2 separate regions of the Homo sapiens genome follow, and region 2 is linked to region 1. The links are chromatin loops, found by intact Hi-C in ENCODE. Cell type or tissue: B cell. All regions are shown on one strand. Each heading gives the region's core, and the rest is flanking DNA. Links, peaks and the distances in the headings are about the cores only.

Evidence for each region. Peaks named below come from ENCODE experiments on the same cell type or tissue, not always from the same donor. Only the 100,000 strongest peaks of a DNase experiment are listed, where the experiment ranks them.
Region 2: it touches region 1 in a loop (36-fold over the local background); 11 of 110 quality-filtered maps call a loop at or near these places.

Annotation. Positions count from the first base shown.
Region 1 is chr3:32,656,620-32,673,630 of GRCh38, reverse strand. No RefSeq gene overlaps it. Among named protein-coding and RNA genes, the nearest start is that of CNOT10, 20 kb to the left of the region's middle. In B cell, for the core only: a CTCF peak has its summit at 8,672 (motif pointing right); a DNase peak (open chromatin) is centred at 8,650.
Region 2 is chr3:32,294,012-32,303,123 of GRCh38, reverse strand. All of the region lies in intron 1 of CMTM8 (CKLF like MARVEL transmembrane domain containing 8), which reads right to left. Among named protein-coding and RNA genes, the nearest start is that of CMTM8, 60 kb to the right of the region's middle. In B cell, for the core only: CTCF peaks have their summits at 6,028 and 6,232 (motif pointing left); a DNase peak (open chromatin) is centred at 6,223.

The DNA of each region.
Region 1 (17,011 bases), core at 7,387-9,886:
CAGTGAGACCATGAACTCACCTGGAGGAAGGAACGACTCCCGACGTGCCACCTTTAAAGAGCTGTAATACTCACAGCGAAGGTCTGCAGCTTCACTCCTGAAGTTAGCGAGACCACGAACCCACCAGAAGGAGGAAACTCCCGACACATCCGAACATCTGAAGGAACAAGCTCTGAACACACTGTCTTTAAGAACTGTAACACTCACCGAGAGGGTCCGCAGCTTCATTTTTGAAGTCAGCGAGACCAAGAACCCACCGGCAGGAACCATTTCCGGACACAATACATTGTAGTAACTCTGTATACTGTCCCCTTCCTCTGTTTATTTGGTGGCTGGCTAGATTATTTTAGTATAGTCTGTTCTCCCTGCTTCCCCTCACTATGTCAAGCTCCTCACTGTGTCCAGCTCCTCAGGGGAAAAGACTGCTGCTCCTGAAGGGAAAAAGCTGAGTGTCCACTGTCACGCCAGGTTGACAGCGGTTTTAGCTAATTTCTTAGTTCCATTCTCTTATTTTGGGAGTTCAGATATGTTCTCTTACTAAAACATAAGACAATACTTTTAAAAACTGAAAAAATATGAAATAACTATTGGCTTTAATATTGACATTCTGTATTCAATATTTTTACACCAAATTCTCTACTGACATTTGTAGATGCACACCTTTTTTTTTAGGACGGATTCTCGCTCTGTCGCCCAGGCTGGAGTGCAGTGGCACAATCTTGGCTCACTGCAACCTCCGCTTCCCGGGTTCAAGCGATTCTCCTGCCTCAGCCTCCCGAGTAGCTGGGCTTATGGGCGCCTGCCACCATGCCCAAATAATTTTTGTATTTTTTTGGTAGAGACGGGGCGTCACTATGTTGTTGGCCAGGCTGGTCTCAAAACTCCTGACCACGTGATCTGCCCGCCTCAGCCTTCCAAAGTGCTGAGATTACAAGCGTCAGCCACTGCCCCTGGCCACCTTAAAAAAAAAAGAATTATTTTTGGCTGTATGTGGTGATTCATGCCTGTAATCCCAGCACTTTGGAAGGCCGAGGCAGGTGGATCACTGGAGGTCAGGAGTTGGAGACCAGCCTGGCCAACATGGTGAAACCCCATCTCTACTTAAAATACGAAAAAAAAAAAAAAATTAGCTGGGCTTGGTGGTGTGTGCCTGTAGTCTCAGCTACACAGGAAGCTGAGGTGGGAGAGTTGCTTGAATCCAGGTGGTGGAGGTTACAGTGAGCCGAGATTATGCCACTGCACTCCAGCCTAGGCGACAGAGTGACCCTGTCTCAGAAAAACAAAACCAAAAAACCTTTTATTTTTATCTAATTTCAGACTTAGAAAAAAGTTCCGAGAATTCCCATATACCTTTCAATCAGCTTCATCTAATGCTACCTTCTTATATAACCATAGTACAGTCATTAAAACCAGGAAATTAATCTTGGTATAACACAGGCATACATTGTTTTATTGTACTTTGCTTTATTGTGCTTTGCAAATAGTTTTTTTTTTTTTTAAATAAGTTGAAAGTTTGTGGCATCCCTGCATCACACAAGTCTATCAGCACCATTTTTCCAATAGCATGTACTCACTTTTTGTCACGGTGTCACGTTTTGGTAATTCTCACAATACTTCAAACCTTAGCATTATTGTTATATCTGTTATGGTGATCTGTATTTAGTGATGTTTGATGTTACTATGTAATTGTTTTGGGGTGCCATGGACTGTGCCCACATAGGACAGCAAAGTTATTGATCAATACGTGTGTTCTGACTGCGTCATGGATTGGCCATTCCCCTATATCAGGGTTCCCCAACACCTGGGTCACAGACTAGTACCAGTCCATGGCCTGTTAGGAACCGGGCTGCACAGCAGGAGGTAAGAGGCAGGTGAGCCAGCAAAGCTTCATCTGTATCGTATTTATAGCCACTCCCCATTGCTCACATTACTTCCCGAGCTCCGCCTCCTGTCAGATCAGCAGCGGCATTAGATTTTCGTAGGTGTGTGAACCCTGTTGTGAACTGCACATGTGAGGGATCTAGGTTGTGTGCTCCTTACGAGAATCTAATGCCTGATGATCTGTCACTGTCTTTCATCACTCCCAGATGGGACTACCTAGCTGCAGGAAAGCAAGTTCAGGGCTCCCACTATGGTATGTTATGGTGAGTTGTAAAAATATTTCATTACGTATTACAATGTAATAATAGAAATAATGTGCACAATAAATGTAATGTGCTTGAATCATCCCGGAACTACTTCCCCATCCCCCAGTCCATGGAAAAATTATCTCCATGAAACTGGTCCCTGGTGCCAAAAAGGTGGGGACTGCTGCTCTCTCTCCCTCTTTTTGGACCTTCCTATCCCCTGAGACACAGCAATATTGAAATTAGGCCAATTAATAACCCTGCAATGGCCTCTGAGTGCTCAAGTGAAAGGAAGAGTCCCACATCTCTCACTTTAAACCAAAAGCTAGAACTTTCATACAATTTTGAACACAAGTAGTGAGAATGATTAAGCTTAGTGAGGAAGGCTTGTTGAAGGCCAAGACAGCCTGAAAGCCAGGCGTCTTGCTCCCAGCAGTTAGCCAAGTTGTGATTGCAAAAGAAAAGTTCTTGAAAGAAATTAAAAGTAGTACTCCAGGCCAAGCATGGTGGCACATACCTGTAATCTCAGTGCTTTGGGAGGCCAAGGCAGGAGGATAACTTAGCCCAGGAGTTCAAGACTAGCTTGGGCACATAATGAGATCTTATCTCTACAAAAAATAGAAAATAAAAATTAGCCAGATGTGGTGGCATGAGCCTGTAGTCCCAGGTACTTAGGATTGAGTACAGCCTGTAGTCCTGTACTCAGATACAGGCATGAGCCTGTAGTCCCAGGTACTGAGGCAGGAGGATCGCTTGAGCCCAGAAGTTTGAGGTTGCAGTTAGCTATGATCACACCACTGCACATCAGCCCGGGCAACAGAATGAGATTCTGTCTCAAAAAATAATAGCAAATAAATAAATAAAAGTGCTACTTCAGTGAACACACAAATGCTAAAAAAGCAAAATAGCTTTATTGCTGATACGTAGGAAGTTTGAGTGGTCTGGGTAGATCAAACCGGTCACAATATTCCCTTAAGCCAAAGCCTAATCAAGAGCAAGGCTCTAACTGTCTTCAATTCTATGAAGACTAAGAAAGGTGAGGAAGCTTCAGGAAAGAGTTTGAAGCTAGCACTGGTGGATTCATGAGGTAAAGGAAAGAAGTCATCTCCATAACATAAAAGTGCAAGGTGAAGCAGCATGTACTTTTGTAGAAGCTGCAGCAAGTTACCCAGATCTAAGATCATTGGTGAAGATGGCTACACTAAACAACAAATATCCAATGTAGATGAAGCAGTTTTATATTGGAACAAGATGCCATCTAGGACTTTTATAGCTAGAGAGGAGAAGTCAATGTCTGGCTTCGAAGCTTCAAAGGACAGGTTGACTCTCTTGTTAGGGGTTGATGCAGCTGGTGACCTTAAGTTGAAGCCAATGGTCATTTACCATTCTGAAAATCCTAAGCCCCTTAAGAATTGTGTTAAATCTACTGTGTCTGTACTTTACAAATGGAACAACAAAGCCTAGATGACAGCATATCTGTTTACACATTTGGTTTACTGAATATTTTAAGCCCACTGTTGAGAACTGCTGCTCAGACAAAAGATTGTTTTCAAAATATTAGTGCTCATTGACAATGCACCTTGTCACCCAAGAGCTCGGATAGACATGTACAAGGAGATGAATGTTGTTTTCATACCTGCTAACACAACATTCAGACAGCCCATGGATCAGGGAGTAATTTCAACTTTCAAGTCTTATTATTTAAAGAATACATTTTGTAAGGCTATAGCTGCCATAAATAGTGATTCCCCTGATGGATTCGGGGAAAGTAAATTGAAACCCTTTGGAAAAGATTCACCATTCTAGATGCCATTAAAGAACATTCATGATTCATGGAAGGAGGTCAGAATATCAGGATTCATAGGAGTTTGGGAGAAGTTGATTCCAACCCTCATGGAAGACATTGAGGAGTTCAAGACTTCAGTGAGAAGTCACTGCAGATGTGGTAGAAAATAGCAAGATAACTAGAATTAGAAGTAAAGCCTGAACATGTGACTGAATTGCTGCAACCTCATGATAAAACTTGAATAGATAGGAGATGTTTCTTACGGAAGAGTAAAGAAAGAGGTTTCTTGGCCAGGCGTGGTGGCTCACACCTGTAACACCAGCACTTTGGGAGGCCAAGGTGGGCAGGTCACTTGATGTCAGTAGTTCGAGACCAGCCTGGCCAAAATGGCGAAAACCTATCTCTACTAAAAATACAAAAATTAGCCCAGCGTGGTGGTGGGCGCCTGTAATCCCAGCTACTCAGGAGGCTGAGGCAGGAGAATCACCTGAACCCAGGAGGTGGGGGTTGCAGTGAGCTGAGATTGCGCCACTGCACTCCAGCCTGGGTGACAGAGCAAAACTCGGTCTTGAGAAAGGAAAAAAAAAAACGTGGTTTCTTGAGACAAAGTCTACTCCTGGTGAAGATGCTGTGAACATTGTTTGTTTTGTTTTGAGATGGAGTCTTGCTCTGTTGACCAAGCTGGAGTGCAGTGGTGTGATCTCAACTCACTGCAACCTCCACCTCCCAGGTTCAAGCGATTCTCTTGCCTCAGCCTCCTGAGTAGCTGGGATTACAGGCACATGCCACCATGCCCGGCTAATTTTTGTATTTTTTGTAGAGACAGGGTTTCACAGTGTTGCCCAGGCTGGTCTTGAACTCCTGAGCTCAAGCAATCTGATTGCCTCAGCTTCTGCAAAGTGCTGGGATTACAGATATGAGCCACTGTAACCCGGCCAGTGATCACTGTTGAAATGACAACAAATAATTTAGAATATTACATACATTTAGTTAATAAAGAAGTGGCATATTTGAAAGAAGTTCTACTGTGGGGTGAAATGCTATCAAACAGCATCGCATGCTGCAGAGAAATCTTTCATGAAAGGAAGAGCCCATTGGTGTGACAAGCTTCATTGTTGTCTTACCTTAAAAATTGCCACAGGCATTCCAACCCTCAGTAACAACCACCCTGATCAGTAAGCAGCCATCCACATGGAGGCAAGACCCTCTAACAGCAAAAAAATTACAAATGTGTTGAAGGCTCAAATGATTATTAGCATTTTTTAGCAATAAAGTATTTTTATTTTTCTTGAGACAAGGTTTCGCTGGTCACCCAGGCTGGAGTGCAGTGGCATGCTCACTCCTGCACTCTTAACAGACTTAAGCTATAGTATAAACATAATTTTTATATGCACTGGGGGACCAAAAAATTTATGTGGTTTGGTTTATTGCAATACTTTATTGCAGTGATCTGGAACCAAACCTGCAATATCTCCAAGGTGTGCCTGTACTATTATTTAAAGCGTAGAACTTATCCAAATTTCAGCAGTGTTTCCAATGATGCCCTTTTTCTGTTCCAGGATTTCACATTCACATAGCATTTAGTTATTATTTCTCTTTAGTCTTTTTGTTTTGTTTTGTTTTGTTTTGTTTTGTTTGAGACAGTGCCTTACTCTGTAGCCTAAGCTGGAGTGTACTGGCATGATCGTGACTTACTGCTGCCTCTAACCCCAGACTCAAGGGATCCTCTCACCTTAGCCTCCTGAAGAAAAAAAAGAGGTGAGTGTGGTGGTGTGTACTTATAGTCCTCCCAAGTAGCTAGGACTGTACACACACATCGCCACACTCACCTCATTTTTTTGTTTTTTTGTAAAGACGAGGTCTCACTTTGTTGCCCAGCCTTCTCCTAGTCTTTTGTTGCTGTTATTTTAGAGTTAGGGTCTTGCTCTGTCACCCAGACTAGAGTACAGTCACACAATCATAGCTTACTACAGCCTTGACTTCCTGGGCTCAAGTGATTCTCCTACCTCCTCCTCTCTAGTAGCTAGGATTATAGGCATATGCCACCATGTCAAGCTAATTTTTTCAAACCTTTTTTTTTGAGAGACAGAGCCTTGCCATACCGCCCAGGCTCTGAGTCTCTTCTAATGTCCTCAGTCTTTCTTTATCTTCCAATGATCTTGACAGTTTTTGAAGACTACTGGTCAGTTTGGAGAAATTTGGAGAACGCCCCTCAATTTGGGTTTGTTTGATGTTTTCTCATGGTTAGAATAAGGTTATGCATTTTCGGAAAGGATATTACAGAAATACAGCCATGCATTGCTTAAGGACAGGGATACCTACTGAGAAATGTGTCATTAGGTGATTTCATCATTGTGTGAACATCACAGAGTGTATTTACACAAACCTGGATAGTATATCCTACTACACACCTAGGCTATAGTGTAGCCAATTGCTCCCAGGCTACAAACCTGAACAACATGTTACTTTACTGAATACTGTAGGCAATTGTAACACAATGGTAAATATTTGTGTACCTAAACATAGAAAGGACACAGTAAATGATAGTATAAAAGATAAAAAATGGTACACCCTTATAGGGCACTTGCCATGAATGGAGTTTGCAGGGCTTGAAGTTACTCCGAGTGAGTCAGTGAGTGAGTGGTGAGTTAATGTGAAAGCCCACGACATTGCTGTACACTTCTGTAGACTTTATAAGCACTGTACACTTAAACTACACTACCTTTATAGAAAGAAAATTTTTCTCTTTATTATTTATATATTTATTTATTTGGAGACAGAGTTTTGCTCTTGTTGCCCAGGCTGGAATGCAGTGGCACGATCTCAGCTCACTGCAACCTTCGCCTCCCAGGTTCAAGTGATTCTCCTGCCTCAGGATCCCGAGTAGCTGGGATTACAGGCACATGCCACCACGCCCGGCTAATTTTTGTATTTTTAGTAGAGATGGGGTTTCACCGTGTTGGCCAGGCTGGTCTCAAACTCCTGACCTCAGGTGATCCACCCGCCTTGGCTTCCCAAAGTGAAACGATTACAGGCGTGAGCCAACACACCCGGCATTATTTACTAATTTTTTTTTTTTTTTTTTTTGAGACGGAGTCTCGCTCTGTCGCCCAGGCTGGAGTGCAGTGGCGCAATCTCGGCTCACTGCAAGCTCCGCCTCCTGGGTTCACACCATTCTCCTGCCTCAGCCTCCTGAGTAGCTGGGACTACAGGCGCCCACCACCATGCCCGGCTAATTTTTTGTATTTTTAGTAGAGACAGGGTTTCACCTTGTTAGCCAGGATGGTCTCGATCTCCTGACCTCGTAATCCACCCGCCTCGGCCTCCCAAAGTGCTGGGATTATAGGCGTGAGCCACCGCGCCTGGGCTATTTATTAATTTTTTAATTAAAAAAAAAGAGACAGGGTCTCACTATGTTGCCCAGGCCAGTCTCGAACTCCTGGGCTCAAGCGATCTTCCCACCTTGGCCTCCCAAAATGCTGGGATTACAGGTGTGAGCCACTGCACCTGGCCAGAAATTTATCTTCAATGATAAATTAACCTTAGTTAACCCTATAATAACAATGCCTGGCTGGGTGCAGTGGCTCACGCCTATAATCCTAGCACTTTGGGAGGGCAAGGCAGGTGGATCACCTGAGGTCAGGAGTTCGAGACCAGTCTGGCCAACATGGCAAAACCTTGTCTCTACTAAAAATACAAAAATTAGCTAGGCATGATGGCGATGCCTGTAGTCCCAGCTACTTGGGAGGCTGAGGCAGGAGAGTTGCTTGAACCTGGGGGGTGGAGGTTGCAGTGAGCTGAGATCGTGCCACTTCACTCCAGCCTGGGCAAAAGAGCGAGACTGTCTCAAAACAAACAAACAAACAAACAAAAACAGTGCCTGCCTTTGGAATACCTGCTGAGGAACCTGCCTCAGGCTGTTTTACAGTTAACTTTTTTTGTAATAAGTAGAAGGAGTACACTCTAAAATAATGAAAAAAGTACAGCATAGTAAATACATAAACTAGTAACATAATTTTTAAATATCATTACCAAGTATTATGTGCTGTACATAATTGTATGTGTTATACTTTATTTCCGCACAAGAAAGAAATGAACTTTTGTTTTTTTTTTGGAGGTGGAGTTTTGCTCGTCACCCAAGCTGGAGTACAATGGCGCAAACTTACTGCAACCTCTGCCTCCTGGGTTCAAGCAATTCTCCTGCCTCAGCCTCCAAAGTAGCTGGGATTACAGGCATGCACCACCACTCCTGGCTAATTTTTGTTTTATTAGCAGTGACGGAGTTTCACCATGTTGGCGAGGCTGGTCTCGAACTCCTGGCCTCAGGTGATCCACCCACCTTGGCCTCCCAAAATGGTGGGATTACAGGCGTGAGCCACCGGGCCCGGCCAGAGCCCTCTATTGACATGTGTCTGCACAGTTATCATGCAAAGGAAGACAAGTTACATGTAAAAAGATGGTGGTTGTAATATGCTTTGAAATAGCAAAAAATTGGAAAATATCTCACAAGATCATTGTGGAAGATTGGCTAAATAAATGAAGACAACTCCATACCACGGAATACTAACTACCATTAAGGAAAAGGTAGAGAAAACAATTTAAAAGGGGAAAATATATATGAAAAACAATGGTTTTCAAAACATTGACTATCAGCTTATAAAGGACAGTGATCCTTGTGGACGTGCATTTTACATATGTATTGAATATCTTTGTGCCTTTGCTTGTACATGCTTAACTTGAAAACATACATTTACCATTGACCACTAGGTGGTATCATAACACAAATTATTCTACAGCCAGGGTAGGCATTTATTTTATTTTATTTTATTTTTATTTTTTTATTTTTTATTGATCATTCTTGGGTGTTTCTCGCAGAGGGGGATTTGGCAGGGTCATAGGACAATAGTGGAGGGAAGGTCAGCAGATAAACAAGTGAACAAAGGTCTCTGGTTTTCCTAGGCAGAGGACCCTGCGGCCTTGCGCAATGTTTGTGTCCCTGGGTCCTTGAGATTAGGGAGTGGTGATGACTCTTAAGGAGCATCCTGCCTTCAAGCATCTGTTTAACAAAGCACATCTTGCACCGCCCTTAATCCATTTAACCCTGAGTGGACACAGCACATGTTTCAGAGAGCACAGGGTTGGGGGTAAGGTCACAGATCAACAGGATAAGAATTTTTCTTAGTACAGAACAAAATGAAAAGTCTCCCATGTCTACTTCTTTCTACACAGACACGGCAACCATCCGATTTCTCAATCTTTTCCCCACCTTTCCCCCCTTTGTATTCCACAAAACCGCCATTGTCATCATGGCCCGTTCTCAATGAGCTGTTGGGTACACCTCCCAGACGGGGTGGTGGCCGGGCAGAGGGGCTCCTCACTTCCCAGTAGGGGCGGCCGGGCAGAGGCGCCCCTCACCTCCCGGATGGGGCGGCTGGCCTGGCGGGGGCTGACCCCCACCTCCCTCCCGGATGGGGTGGCTGCCGGGCGGAGAGGCTCCTCACTTCTCAGACGGGGCGGCCGGGCAGAGACGCTCCTCACCTCCCAGACGGGGTCACGGCCGGGTAGAGGCGCTCCTCACATCCCAGACGGGGCGGCGGGGCAGAGGCGCTCCCCACATCTCAGACGATGGGAGGCCGGGCAGAGACGCTCCTCACTTCCTAGATGGGATGGCGGCCGGGAAGAGGCGCTCCTCACTTCCTAGATGGGATGGCGGCCGGGCAGAGACGCTCCTCACTTTCCAGACTGGGCAGCCAGGCAGAGGGGCTCCTCACGTCCCAGACGATAGGCGGCCAGGCAGAGACGCTCCTCACTTCCCAAAAGGGGTGGCGGCCAGGCAGAGGCTGCAATCTTGGCACTTTGGGAGGCCAAGGCAGGCAGCTGGGAGGTGGAGGTTGTAGCGAGCCGAGATCACGCCACTGCACTCCAGCCTGGGCACCATTGAGCACTGAGTGAACCAGACTCCGTCTGCCATCCCGGCACCTCGGGAGGCTGAGGCTGGCGGATCACTCGCGGTTAGGAGCTGGAGACCAGCCCGGCCAACACAGCGAAACCCCGTCTCCACCAAAAAAATACGAAAACCAGTCAGGCATGGCGGCACGCGCCTGCAATCGCAGGCACTCGGCAGGCTGAGGCAGGAGAATCAGGCAGGGAGGTTGCAGTGAGCCGAGATGGCAGCAGTACAGTCCAGCTTCGGCTCGGCATCAGAGGGAGACCATGGAAAGAGAGGGAGAGGGAGACTGTGGGGAGAGGCGAGAGGGGAGAGGGAAGAGGGAAGAGGGAAGAGGGAGAGGGAGAGCCAGGGAAGGCATTTTTAAACAGGTTTCTTTTTTTGAGTGTCTGATAATGTCTCTCAAAACTGTCAGGTTTAAACCTTGTAGGTCCAATTCCAACATGAATGTAAATAACTTAGCTGAACTACATACATAAGTAACCACATAGTGAGACTGACTGGGGTCTGTGTTCCTCCATTCAACCTGTATTTGTTGTGTCTGTGATGGATTAGCCACTATCTTTCTGATATATTTCAGAGAAGAAATATCTCTTCTCTCACTTACTTCTGTCTGGACTACCAGATATCCCTATGCATACCATCTCTTGTTTCTCTTCCTCAGTCCAGCTGGTTCAGTCTGAGAATTTTACCGACTGTGGGTACACCTTCCACCTTTGCTCTTTCATTTATCAATAAAACCAAAGAAAGAACAATAGTCCTTTTCCTTAGGGTGGTACAAGGAGGCCAAGGCCTCACTATTTATAGCAAATAATGCAAATGGAAATAAACCTAGGTATCTTCTCCTGCAGGTAACTTTGTTTTGGATCTTTGCTACTGTTTAACTTCCTTTGGTGACTAGCCATATTTCATTAACCTTGCAAGCAGTTGAACCTTGCTCAATTGCAGGAAATGCTGGGAAATCCCACTCAGCTGTCCCTACATCTTGTCCCAAAGCACTTGTAGACTGGCAAGGCTTGTTACCTGACTTCCTGTCATGGTAATTTGCTTTATTTCATGTCCCTTATATTTTATTTCTTTTTTTTTTTTTTTTTTTTTTTTGAGACAGAGCCTCACTCTGTTGCCCAGGCTGGAGTGCAATGGCATGCTCACAGCTCACTGCAGCCTCAACCCTCTAGGCTCAAGCCATCCTCCCACTTCAGCTTCCCTAGTAGTTAGGATTACAGGAATGCACCTCCATGTCCAGCTAATTTTTGTTTGTTTGTTTTTGTAGAGACAGGGTTTCACCATGTTCCATGTTGCCCAGGCTGGTCTCGAACTCCTGGACTCAAGCAATCTGCCTGCTTTGGCCTCCCAAAGTGCTGGGATTACAGGTATGAGCCACCATGCCGGGCCATATTTCATTTTTAATTGACTGATAATAACTGTATATATTTATGGGGTAAACTGTGATGTTATGAAACATGAATACATTGTAGAATGATTAAATCAGGCTAATTAACATATCCGTCACCTCACATACTTATTTCTTTGTGATAAGAACACTGAAAATCTCCTCACTGAGCAATTTTGAAAGACATAATCCACTATTATTAACTATAGTCACCATGCTGTGGGGTAGCTCACTAGAACTTACTCTTCTTGCCAGACTGAACCTTTGTGCCCTTCAATTAACAGTTGTTTCCCTCTCCACTCCCTCCCCTCAGCCCCTGGTAATCACCATTCGACTCTCTACTTCTATTAGCTCCACATACAAGTGAGATCATGGGTTATTTGTTTTTCTGTTCCTGGCTTAGTGCACTTAGCATAATGTCCTCCAGCTTCATCCAAGTTGCCACAAATGACAAAATTTTCTTTTCTTTTTTTGGGGGCTGAATAGTATTTTATTGTGTATATATCTCACATTTTTACTTATTTATTTATTTACCTATTTATTTGTTTTTTGAGATGGAGTTTGCTCTTGTTGCCCAGGCTGGAGTGCAATGGCATGATCTTGGCTCACTGCAACCCCCGCCTCCCAGGTACAAGCAATTCTCCTGTCTTAGCCTTCCAAGTAGCTTGGATTACAGGCATGTGCCACCACGCCCATCTAATTTTTTTGTATTTAGTAGAGACGGGGTTTCACCACGTTAGTCAGGCTGGTCACGAACTTCTGACCTCAGGTGATCCACCCCCATCGGCCTCCCAAAGTGCTGGGATTACAGGTGTGTGCCACCGCTCCTGGCCTATTTTTTTATTTTTATTTTTATTTTATTTTACTTTAAGTTCTGGGATACATGTGCAGAATGTGCAGTTTTGTTACATAGGTATACATGTGCCATGGTGGTTCGCTGCACCTATCAACTCATCATCTAGGTTTTAAGCCCAGCATGCATTAGTTATTTGTCCTAATGCTCTCCCTCCCCTTGCCCCCGATCCCGCGGTGTGTGATGTTCCGCTCCCTGTGTCTATGTGTTCTCATTGTTCAACTCCCACTTATGAGTGTCAACATGCGGTGTTTGGTTTTCTGTTTCTGTGTTAGTTTGCTGATGTATGATGGTTTCCAGCTTCATCCATATCCCTGCAAAGGACATGAACTCATTATTTTTTATGGCTGCAATATATCTCATGTTTTCTGTATCCATTTATCCCTTGATGAAAACCATGATAAGATATCAACCCACATCTGTGAGAATGGCTATTATCAAAAAGACAAAAGAGGGCAAGGCGTAGTAGCTCAGGCCTGTAATCCCAGCACTTTGGTAGGCTGAGGTGGGAGGATCGCTTGAGCCCAGGAATTCAAGATCAGACTAGGCAACAGAGTGAGACTCCATCTCTATAAAAATTTAAAAATTAGCCAGGTGCAGTGGCATGTGCCTGTAGTCCCAGCTACTCAGAAGGCTGAGGCAGGAGGATCCCTTGAGGTCAGGAGGTACGGTTGCAGTGAGATGATTGCGTCACCACACTCCAGCCTGAGTGGAAGAAGGAGACCCTACCTAAAAAAGAAAAAAAAAAAGAACAATAACAAGTGGTGGAGTAAAAGGTAACCCTTGTATATTATTGGTGAGAATGTAAATTAGTACAGCAACTATGGAAATCAGTATGGAGGTTCCTCAAAAAACTAAAAATGGGATTATCATATGATCCAGAAATCTCACTACTGGGTATATATCCAAAGGAATTGGCCTGGCACGGTGGCTCACGCCTGCAATCCCAGCACTTTGGGAGGCTGAGGCAGGCAGATCACTTGAGGTTGGGAGTGCAAGACCAGCCTGGCCAACATGGTGAAAACCCGTCTCAACTAAAAATACAAAAATTAGCCAGGTGTATGGCAGGCACCTGTAATCCCAGCTACTTGGGAGGCTGAGGCAGGAGAACCACTTGAACCTGGGAGGTGGAGGTTGTGGTGAGCTGAGATCACACCACTCCACTCCAACCTGGGCAACAGAGTGAGATTCCATCTCAAAAAAATAAAAATAAAAATAAAACAAAAGAATTGAAATCTGTACATTGCTGGACGCAGTGGCTCACGCCTGCAAATCCCAGCACTTTGGGAGGCCAAGGTGGGTGGATTGCTTCAGCCCAGGGGTTTGAGACCAGTCTGGGCAACATGGTGAAACCCTATCTACAAAATAAATACAAAAATTAGCTGGGTGTGGTGGTGTGTACTTGTAATCCGAGCTGCTCGGGAGGCTGAGAAGGGAGAATCACTTGAGCCTGGGAGGTGGAGGTTGCAATGAGCCATGATCATACCATTGTACTCCAGCCTGGGTGACAGAGTGAGACTCTGTCTCAAAAAATAAACAAAAGAATAAATAAATAAAAATAAAAGAAATCTGAACATTGAAGAGATATTTGCACTTCCATGTGCATTGCAGCATTATTCACATTTGCCAAGATACAGAAATGACGTCTACCATTCTTGATTGGAAACACCTATCAGCCTGAAGTATGTGTCAAGGTCTCTGTACCTTACACCTGTCTTCTATGAAGGGTTTAGCCCCTGGCAAAGTATTATAAAGTAGGGGGGATTTTCAAACTAGAGGTTAGGGAGAGGGGGATTGACAGTCTTGTTAGCTTTAGTGAGAGATAGCAGAACCCTGGTAACTGATGTGGGAGTTCCCTGCTGGTTTGTATTCCATTTAACTCTTTTTTTTTTTTTTTTTTTGAGATGGAGTCTCGCTCTGTCACCCAGGCTGGAGTGCGGTGGTGCGATCTCGGCCCACTGCAAGCTCCGCCTCCTGGGTTCACATCATTCTCCTGCCTCAGCCTACAGGCACCTGCCACCGCGCCCGACTAATTTTTTGTGTATTTTTTAGTAGAGACGGGGTTTCACCGTGTTAGCCAGGACGGTCTTGATCTCCTGACCTCATGATCTGCCCGCCTCGGCCTCCCAAAGTGGTGGGATTAAAGGCATGAGCCACCGCACCCAGCCTATTTAACTCTTTTGAGAGAAAACAGAAGGTGAGAAACCAACAAGGTGCACAAAGATACTTAGTGTTAATCTACTTTTGGTTTGTGAGATTATCAACAAATCTTGGCCGGGCGCAGTGGCTCACACCTGTAATCCCAGCACTTTGGGAAGCTGAGGCAGATGGATCACTTCAGGTCAGGAGTTCAAGACCAGCCTGGCCAACATGATGAAACCCTGTCTCTACTAAAAATAGAAAAATTAGCTGGGTGTGGTGGTGTGTGCCTGTAATCCCAGCTACTTGGAGGCTGAGGCACGAGAATCGCTTGAACCAGGGAGGAGGAGGTTGCAGTGAGCCGAGATTGCGCCACTGCACTCCAGCCTGGAGGACAAAAGCAAGACTCCATCTCAAAACAAAACAAAACAAATCTTGTTCTCTGATCATAAACCTCAGATTTATCTGTAGATAGTACTTTGTATACACACTGCAGAAACTATATAAGCCTCTGACTTTATTCAGAATTTGGCAAATAAAAGACAGTGGTTGAAGTTAGCTATGTGGAGCAGTCACCAAACAAGACTGTCACCCTGACTCCAGGTCAGAAGGAGGCTGGCTAATGGATAAAATTAGAAAATGAAAAGCAATAGGTCAATAGAAAGAGTCACGGCCCACAGAGAGATACATTTTAACAGGCGGTAATAAAATTGAATTCCTTCTCTCTGTGGAATAAGCCAATTTTACGTCGGTTTGTAAATTCATTTCAGCATTACTGACTGCTTATGTATCTTGTTCTCTGATCATAAACCTCAGATTCATCTGTAGATAGTAATTTGTATACACACTGCAGAAATTCAGTGTGTTTCTACAGTATGTTTTTCCAGCTGAGGTGAGGCGTGAGGATGGTTTGAGGCCAGGAGTTCAAGGTCAGCCAGGGCAACATAGTCAGACCCTGTCCCTACAAAAAATTTAAAAATTAGCCTGGCATGGTGGTACATTCCTGTAGTCCCAGTACTTCAAAGGCTGAGACGGGAGGATCACTTGAACCCAGGGAGTTGAGGCTGCAGTGAGCTGTGATGGTGCCCCAGTGCACTCCAGCCTGGGTAACAGAGTGAGACCCTGTCTTGAAAACAAAAAGCAAAAAACAAAAAACAAAAACCCAGCAAAACTTTCCAAGTTAGGATGAGAAGGGGAAACAGTTATGGATCAGTTCCTGCCCCTGTTAATCAGAAGTTGCTCCATGTAAGTGCTGAATTGGTTTAGAGAGGGTCAGGGCAGGAGATGAAAAACTTGGTGAGATATTGGTTGAAGCCTGTAAGTGGTCACTGTAGCAGTGGCTTAAACAAAAAGAGTCCAAGACAGTAGTGTGGGAGTGTGTGAGTAAATGCTTAACGACCAGCTTCCAAAAATTGGGAGGAAGCCCTGATCTGTAGCATTTGCCAATTTCCTTCACATGCATATTCCCACTGTGGTCGATTTCAAGCTGCCAATGTGATGTCACTGAATAGAAGGGGTAAGATGTGCACAATGGGCTCTTATAAGCTGGTGGAAGCCAGCTCCAGCTCACCTCTGGAAGAGGATTTGAAGTGGTGCCCAAGACTTTTCCAATATCCTGTAATACACTATCATTCAGGATTCTATGGTTGTAATGCAAATTGGAATTTATTGACTCACATGATTGAAAGGTGCAGGGGTGGAGCTGACTAGACTCAGTTGCTCAGATAATGTAGTTGAGAATTCCTCTTCATTGTTTACCTTTGCCTTTTTCCCTGTTGGCTTCATTCTCAGGCAATCTCTTTCCGCATAGTGGCAACATGAACCCCCACAAACCTCAAGTTCACATGCTAGCAGAAGGCATCTTCAGCAGAGAACTGCTCTTTCTCATTAGTTCCAGGACTCAAAGCAGACAGCCTAGAGTTTCTCTAGATTTGACTATATATTGATTACATACATATACATATACACATACATGCATATTTGAACCCTTCTATCTGTATAGATATAATGTTGTGCATTCTATATGCTTTTCTCCACAGGTCTTTTTTGTGTGTTACAATTTATCTGGCTGGGCACGGTGGCTCAAGCCTATAATCCTAGCACTTTGGGAGACTGAGGTGGGTGGATCACCTGAGGTCAGGAGTTTGAGACCAGCCTGCCCAACGTGGTAAAACCCTATCTCTACAAAAAATACAAAAATTAGCCAGGCGTGGTGGCAGGTGCCTATAATCCCAGCTACTGGGAAGGCTGAGGCAGGAGAAACGCTTGAACTCGTGGGGGCGGAGGTTGCAGTTAGCCGAGATCGCACTGTTTCACTCCAGCCTGGGCAAAAGAGTAAAACTCCACCTCAAAAAAACAAAACAAAACAGTTTATCTTAGGCATCATTTCATAGCCCTTATAAAAATCTTCAACTCTTCCTTATTCCTTTTTATAGCTGCATAGCATTCTATTGTGTAGATGTATCATGTCTTATGTTATAGCCATTGTATGGTTTTCACAATCTTTTGTGCTGCAATGAGTAGCTATGTGCATATACCTTTTCATATTTTCATCAGGGTATTCTAAGATAGAGTCTGAGAGATAAGATTCCTGGGTTAAAAAAATGAATTCATATGTAACTGTGCTAGATATAGACAGATTCCTCCATATAGGCTTTACTAGTTTGCATTTCCCCAGCAATGTTTGAGTGTCTGTTTCTGCACAAACTTGCCAAGAGAGTTTGTTGTCGAACTTTTACATTTTGTCAGTGTGGGAGATGAGAAATTG
Region 2 (9,112 bases), core at 4,972-7,471, 370 kb after region 1:
GGATCCTAGACGCCTGCAATTTGGACACTCAATTTAGAGTTTATGTAATAGTGATCAAAAAGGATTTGCTGGAAGGGAGAAAGCTGTGCAATCGGGCATGTGATTGTAAGAGCTGGGGGTCAAAGAGACGAAATTGGTTTAATAAAACAAAATGGGGCCACCTGGGTATTTAAGTGTGAGACCAGGTCTCTCTCCAAAGACAACAAAGTTCTACATCTAATGCCCCAGGGTTCCTTTGTTCAAATTCAGCCAATCTCTTCATGCCATGGGTCTTAAAAGATCCTGAAGTTACAGACTTCAGGTACTTGGTGTGTATGCGCACAGGTACTTCATACACTTCGTGTGTGTGCGCACAGGTTTCCAAGGAGAGGGACCTTAGCTTTCTTCTTTTCTCAACAGATCCCTCACCTCCTCAAATAGGTGAAAAACCCATGCCTTGTGAAATTTGCTCCAATTTCTTCTCTGGGCTTGAAAAACCCAGGGAAATCCTAGCACTCACAAGTCCACTTCTAAATTCAAAAGGGCCTCTGATTCCTTCTCTTCTACTTCCATCTGTCTCACCACTGTTCCAGCTTTGTCAGGGGGCCAATCGCCTTTTGGGAGCCTTGTTTCATCTAATCCTCCCTTAGGCAAGGAAATCTTTGCTCTCAGACTTAAAACTAACTTTGAACTGGAAAGTGACCTAAGATGTCGGGAACAACCATAAACTGAACAGCATACAGAGGCAGAAAATTGCATTTTGTACTTTTCTATCCAATGCTGTGCTACTTGTTCCAATAAAGAATTAACTTCAAGGTAGTTATTTTGTGGGGGTATTTTGTTTTGTTTCTGAGACAAGGTCTTTGTCACCCAGGCTAGAGTGCAGTGGTGCAATCATAGCTCACGGCATCTCCAATTCCTGGGCTCAAGCAGTCCTCCCACCTTAGCCCCCACCTCCAAGTAGTTATGACACGTGCCACATTTCAGCTAATTAAATTTTTTTTTTTTTGTAGAGACAGGAATTGCCCATGTTGGTCTCCTGCCTTGGCCCCCCAAAGCGTTGGGATTACAGGCATGAGCCACCATGTCTGGCCTATGCTATTCTTATTAAGAAAAAAAAAAAAGTCAGCAATCAGTGATCACTCTTAATTCCACCGAAAGGAATTTGGGTCTATTCTATTTTTGTTGCAAAAATTTTAGCACCAGAAAGAATATTAATGACTATGAATTCAAGCTTTTCATTTGACATATGCAAAAACAAAAGTACTGTGATTTACCCAATGTCACATGGCTGGTTAGCCAGACTCGAAATGGAAACCTCTTGACACTCAGTCCAATGTTCTCTGACATCACCTGCCTTTTCACACCAATGCCCTCTGAAAAATACTATTTTTCTTTCTTTTTTTTTTTTTGTTTCATATCAATGATAAGAACTGCTGGATGGAAACCAAAATCATTCATGGAAAACTGTATGAGATTTCAGGAATCCCCAGTGCAATGTCACCGATGCCGGGATGAGTCATACTGCAGCTTGATCAAGTCCAGGTAGACAGAGGACCCCTCCCAAGGGCTGTGTCTCCCCTATCCCTCTTCATCCACCACTCTCCCTTGACCACTTTCTGCACCACTGGCAGGAGGGAAAGATAAGGTGGAATCCTTTTGCCCATATATTGAATGATTATTTAATTGCCCTGTTTCTAGTTTTAAAAACAACAGGATAGAAATTTATATATTGTTATTTAAAATGTCTTATGTTGCTTTATATATATATATACAGCTGTCAAAGTATAATTTTTTTTTGAAAAGGTCAGCTCTTGACTCATATAGAGTATGCATATGCTAAAGATTCTGTAACTTGATGAGTTTGTCAACTTAAGCAGAATGACAAAGCTGGCTCAAAGGTGGATGGCACAGAAACCTAAGTAGGGCAAAAAATCTGTGGAAAGATGAATGCCGGGATAAGGCTGGAAACTTAGAAACAAACCGGGTTAATGTCCTACCTGGCATATAGCAGTACCCCTGATGCTCCTTTTCTGCCATAAGAAATCCTTCCCATCTTAACTGGACAAAAATCATTTGCAATTTATTAATCTCAGCCATTTGTTTTTATAAGACCTGCAAGTGAAGGATGATTTTTATATTTTTAAATGGTTGAAAAAAATTAAAAGATTTTTTTTTTTTTTTGAGATGGAGTTTCACTCTTGTTGCCCAGGCTAGAATGCAATGGCAAAATCTCGGCTCACCACAACCTCCGCCTCCCAGGTTCAAGCAATTCTCCTGCCTCAGCCTCCCAAGTAAATGGGATTACAGGCATGTGCCACCACGCCCAGCTAATTTTTTGTATTTTTAGTAGAGATGGGGTTTCTCCATGTTGGTCAGGCTGGTCTTGAACTCCCGACCTCAGGTGATCCACCCACCTCAGCCTCCCAAAGTGCTGGGATTACAGGCGTGAACCACCGTGCCCAGCCTAAAAGAATATTTTATAACATAAAATGAAATATGAAAATGCTATGAAATCCAAATTTCAGTGTCTCTAAATAAAGTTTTATTGGAACAGTGTTAGGGCTCAGAAGACAATACCCTAAAGTAAGGGCTCAGAAGCAGTTTTTCTCTGACCTTGTCCTGCTTGCCTCTCAGCCTCATTCCCCCTTTCCCCCAAAAAGGCAAGCACAGATATTAGAATCCCTCTTCCCCAATGGAGATCATGGAAACCAAAACCCTTTTCCCCAAAGCCAGCCATAAAATCTAAAAATTTCCCCTACTTTTCTGTGTAAGAATTGGCCACAAAGAAATAATCTGACTGACCTTGTTTGGTTGTAGTTCATAAGACCCCCATTCCAGAAAGGGTCCTGCCCCATACCTGGAAGGAAATTATGCTGCAGAGAGTCCAAGAAGAATCTGAACAGACAGCCCTTGCTGGGTTCCCCCGCTCAGCCTATTAGCATTAGATCACACCCTTTTGGTCCAACCACAGTTCCACACAGCTATCCATTCATCATCAAACTGAAGCATAAAAATGGATAGCTTCCCCTGTATCTTTGGGTCTTCGATCTGAAGACTGCTGTGTCACGCAAAAGTATGATCAAAGAAATGTGTTATGCTTTTGTCTGTTAACCTTTTTGTTATAGAGGTGCTGGCCATGATTTTTATGATGGAGAAGAAAGGCATCATCCCTTTTCAGCACCTACAGTGGCTGTATCCATTCAGTTATGTATTACCCGTGGCTGCTTTCACACTATGATGGCAGAGTTAAGTAGCTACAGACAGTACATATTTTGGCCTACAAAGCCCAAAATATTTACTATCTGGCAGTCTGCAGAAAAACATTGCTACATTTTCCCCTAGATTATTAGATGATCTTTGCTGGGTTTGTCAGACAATGTTCTAGTAGGATATTAAAAGGGCACTCAGTCATCTTCCTGAACTTTTTTCTAAGTTTCAAGTACATTTTTCTTGAAGACTACCGTCAATGATAATTTAATTATAAATTTAAAAATAAAGAAGAGTATAACTGAATCATTTGTAACTCAAAGGATAAATGCATGAGGGAATAGATACCTCATTTTCCAAGATGTGATTATTACGCACTGCATGCCTGCATCAAAACATCTCATGTACCCCAGGTACATAAGCACCTACTATGTAGCCACAAAAATTAAAAAATTATTTTTCTTAAAAATGACCTAATACCAGATTATATTTTCCTCTTGAATCAATGACTCCTATAAAAGGAAAGTTGATCTCTGGTGTAGAGACAGTTGAGCTAAATAGAATCTTGGCATTTCAATGGTTAAACCAAGTACTTCAACAAGTTTACAAAATACAGAGTAACCTAAGCCAATATTTTCATTGATTCAAACCAATGGTCCCTTTTAAATTCTTCTCCAAAAGGAAGGAGTAGAAGGAAGAAAAATTAACATTTGGAAATCGTGCCTTGAAATTTTCTCACCTTACACTGTATGATAATACAGGCTCTAGGCCCATGGGCTGTTTTCTATGAAAATACGTCAGGACTCTTTGAGGTGTGATCCCAAGAGGGATTTGAAGCAGCAATCTGAGCGGGGCACAGTGTTTCGTGTCTATAATCCCAACTGTTTGGGAGGCTGAGGTGGGAGGATCATTTGAGCCCAGAAGTCCAAGAGCGGCTTGGGCAACATAGCCTGGACCCCTGTCTCTAAAAAAAAAAAAATATATATATATATACATATATATATATATATGTGTGTGTGTATGTGTGTGTGTGTGTATGTGTGTATATATATGTATGTGTGTGTATATATATGTGTGTGTGTATATACACACACACATATATATACACATACACACGTGTATATATATATATATATTAGCTGGGTGTGGTGGCGCATGCCCCTAGTCCCAGCTGCTTGGGAAGCTGAGGTGGGAGGATTGCTGGAGCTCAGGAGAAGGCTGCAGTGAGCTGAGATCGCACCACTGCACTCCAGCCTGGGTGACAGAGTGAAACCCTGTCTCAAAATTTTTTTTAAAAAGCAGCAATCTGATAAGGAGCCGAATGATAGGAGAGCAAGTGAAATATGAAGTCAGGATTGTTTCAATTTAATTAGCAGAAGCTGGATATAAGAAAAATATCTAGCAAGGATCGCCCTGGAAAGAGACCAAGAGTGCTCATTCTGAAATTTTTTAAAGAGAATGAAAGATTTCAGAAAGTAAAAAAAAAAAAAAAAAAAGGGGGGTATGTTTATAGTATCTCTGTATTTTAGATCCTCAAATATTTATATAGAGTTTTTAATTAGGGGCTGGACGTGATGGCTCACGCCTGTAATCCCAGCACTTAGGGAGGCCAATGCGGGTGGATTGCTTGAGATCAGGAGTTTGAGACCAGCCTGGCCAACATGGCAAAACCTGTCTCTACCAAAAATGCAAAAATTAGCTGGGCATGGTGGTGGGAGCCTGTAGTCCCAGCTACTGGGGAGGCTGAGATAGAATTGCTTGAACCTGGGAGGCAGAGGTTGCAGTGAGCCCAGATTGTGCCACTGCACTCCAGCCTCAGCGACAGAACGAGACTCCAGCCACTGCCCCCCACCCCCAACCAAAAAAAAAAAAAAAGTTTTTAGTTAAGAGATTAGAGAGCTTTTGTTGGAGTTCTGAGCAATGGCTGCTGCTGATGACCATGAAACCAGTTGAAGAACACAAGCCAGACTTCTTTACCTTGGTGCTTGAGTTTCTCATCATCTCCAATTTTTAAAATGTTATTCTTATCCAGGGTTCCCTCATAAACACTTCAAGTCCTTAAATTAACACTCAGTCCATTTTCCCAAATCCTTCCCACACACAAACCTTATTTTCCCACCCACAGACCTGTATTTTAAAATGCCAAATCCCCCTGAGTTTAAGAACTTGTCTTTCCTTAACTTCCACAAGCTGGTAATTAACTTTCCAAATGAGGCTGGTGAGCAATAGAAGAAATTGTTATCTTTCACCATCAATGTTTTGCACAAGATGCTGTGATGACACTGCTGGGATTTCAGACAGACAAAGCAGCCTGGAGTGTCTGCGCCACCCCAGACGGGGCTGCTGCTAGCCACAGCATTCTCTGTGCAAGGTTACCACTGTATTCCCCAAGGTGAGCTTTAGTCACAAATGTTGGTTCACAGATAAGAATAGCCTCATCAAAAGTTTAGGTACAGGCCAGGCACGGTGGCTCACGCCTGTAATCCCAACACTTCGGGAGGCATAGGTGGGTGGATCACCTGAGGTCAGGAGTTGGAGACCAACCTGGCTAACATGGTGAAACCCCACCTCTACTAAAAAATGCAAAAATTAGCTGGGTGCAGTGGCGGGCGCCTGTAATCCCAGCTACTTGGGAGGCTGAGGCAGGAGAATCACTTGAACCCAGGAGGTGGAGGTTGCAGTGAGCCGAGATTGTACCACTGCACTCCAGCCTGGGCAACAAGAGTGAAACTCCATCTCAAAAATAAATAAATTAAAAAAATAAAGTTTAGATATCCCTAGACTGTGTACATTCAAGGTGAGGAAATGATGTAATCTTTCTTTGAACCCAGAGGGCAATTTTTCTAAAATCATCTTTTTGCATCAACACATCCTAAGGGGATGTTTTTCTCTCTGTTCAATGGCTAGACCACAAACCTTCCAGAAAAACAACCATCCTATGAGAGCAAACACACGGGGAGGGAGTGGAGAAGGCATCCTCAGGATCCCTTATTTACAATAACGAAAATGTGGAGGTCATGGTGGACGGCTCTGCTGCCCTCTACTGGCCATGTCAAGCATCATCAGCCACAATAACACACAGTCTGCCGCCCTGGTTTTTCCCTTTGTGGTTTTAATTAGGCACTGCTCTTCCCGAGGAAAACCTGGGTGAGAGAGGCAGGAGGCCCCCACCCATGGAACCTCAGATCTGGATGGAACATCTAATGCAACATGGGCACATTACACAACCCTAAGGGGTGCCATTCCTGTGGAATACATCAACAGAGCTCTTGCACTTAAGCAATCCTGCAGCCCCAGTGGGTCATTTAATAAATGCCCCAGAATGGTAAGTGATCATTCCAGGGTCATCAGACCTGTGATGGACCAGAAGCAGGACCTGTTGCTTGCCTCAAGGGAGTGGCAAAGGGAAACAAGATTCCTACAAAGGAAAACAGGTTCCGACTGGGCTGGCCCCAGTGAGGAGAGCCAAGTCAGAACATGTATCCACTTCCTATTCTACGCTTCAACTATCCATCTGTCTAGCCATAACTCATTGTGCCAGGTACTCATTGCAGATACATACCACCAGATGGGAGAGACAAGCCTACTCCGGAGGGGGCTGAACAATTAGGGAGATTCAGACAAGTAAACCAGCAATTACCCTATAATGCTGTAGAAGTCTGGGTCAGGTGTGGTAGCTCATGCCTGTAATCCCAGCACTTTGGGAGGCCGAGGTGGGAGGATCACTTGAGCTCAGGAATTCAAGACCAGCCTGGGCAACATAGTGAGACCTCATCTTTATTTAAAAAAAAATAAAAAATAAAAGGCTGAAGCAAAGAAGTCCTGATTGTTACTGAGCACAGAGCTGGAGGGGCACACAACACAGACTGAGAGGTGGGAAAATCAAGGATGGTTTCCTGAAGACAGTGACATCCAAGACAGAACAAAAGGATTTAAAGGATATATAGATATTAGCCAGGTGAGGTGGGCATGGAAACCATTACAGGCAAGTGGAATAACAGGTAGAATAAAGCAGAGATGAGACAGCATGGAACATTTTAGGAACTGGAGGTCCAGTGGAGCTGGAACGTAGGGTGGATAGATATCCAGGCAACAAACAAAGCCAGATAGAAAGGCAGGCCCCGGATCACACAGGGCCTTGCAGTCCAGGAAAGGAGTCTGAACCATAGCCCGGAGGCCATGAGGAGCTGCTAGGGGTTTAAGCAGAGGGGAGACATTAATAGATGTGGGTATGGGTTTCCTCCATCATACTAGGCTCTGAAGAGGTTCCATGAAGGGCAGTCATCCTTCCTGCCCCCAAGGAACTTACAGTTCCTCAACTTAACAAAATGATATACAATAGTTGGATCTATGCTTACTACTGAATCATTTACTTCTATTCATTGGGTGTCTATCACCCTAATTGAATGCAAGCTCCACAAAGACAGGGATTTTCTCTTTCCGCTGTTTTGTTTTGTTTTTTTTTTTTTTTTTTTTTTTGAGATGGAGTCTCGCTTTATTGCCCAGGCTGGAACACAGTGTTGCAATCTTGGCTTACTGCAACCTCCGCCTCCTGGATTCAAACAATTCTCCTGTCTCAGCCTCCCGAGTAGCTGAGACTACAGGTGCACGACATTATGCCCAGCTAATTTTTGTATTTTTAACAGAGATGGGGTTTCACCACATTGCTCAGGCTGTTCTCGAACTCCTGACCTCAGGTGATCCACTTGCCTTGGCCTCCCAAAGGGCTGGGATTACAGGCATGAGCTACCGTGCCCAGCCTAAATCCTCAGTTTTGAGATCTATGCCTGGAACAAAATATGTGTTCAAATAATTGCTGAATAAATCACCATTCACTTCCTATAAAGTTTGTTGTTTTGTTTCATTTTGTTTTATTTTTTGAGACAGAGTCTTGCTCTGTCACCCAGGCTGGATTGCAGTGGCATGATATCAGCTCACTACAACCTCCGCCTCCCAAGCTCAAGAGATTCTCCTGCCTCAACCTCCCAAGTAGCTGGGATTATAGGTGTGCACCACCACACCCAGCTAATTTTTGTAGTTTTAGTAGAGATGGGGTTTCACCATGTTGGCCTGGCTGGTCTCAAATTCCTGGCCTTGAGTGATCCGCTCGCCTCGGCCTCCCAAAGTGCTGGGATTACAGGTGTGAGCCACCGCATCTGGCCACAGTTTTGTGTTTTAAAGAATAGACACAATATCTTTATTCACTGCATGCAAGGGCACATGGAAGGCAGGGCAGAAAACAAGAAGACGGATCTGCCCTCGAGGAGCTGATGTTTATTAAATGCCTATCTGCTGCCGCATACTTTATGTGGCTTCTCCTAGAGAAGTATCATTCCCATTTTATAGATGAGAAAACTGAGGCTCCAAGAAGAAATTTGACCAAGGATCCAGAGATAGTAAGTGGTAAGGCTGGAATTCAAAACCAGACCTGCCTGACTGCAGACTCCCACCTGGCTCTGGGCAACAGCTATGTGACTGGCAGCCACACAAGGCAGCAGCACTAAGCCAGAGGGAACGTGGAGAAGGACAAAAATGCAGCGTAAAGCATAATCGGAAAACGTTTCATAGAGAAGAAGGCATCTGGAAGCCTCACAGGATGTGAAAATGTCTAAAGTGAAATGGAAGAGCATTCCTGACAGAGGGACAGCAAGCACAAAGACCTGGACACAGATGTGCACAGGACACTTGCCATTCAGGGAAAAGCAGACTAGGCTGAGTTCACTTAGCTCCTTGTTCACGATATGTAAGGCTGGATCAATGTTACTCAGGTTAAGAAACATGAGGCACTTCTCACCTATGGGATAGGCAAGAATTCAAACGTTTCACAATCCTGTTGGTGAGGCTGTGGAGAAACTGGCCTCTCAAGTCACTGCTGATAAGAGTACCAAAGGGCACGACTCTCATGGAGGAGAAATCTGGAGGT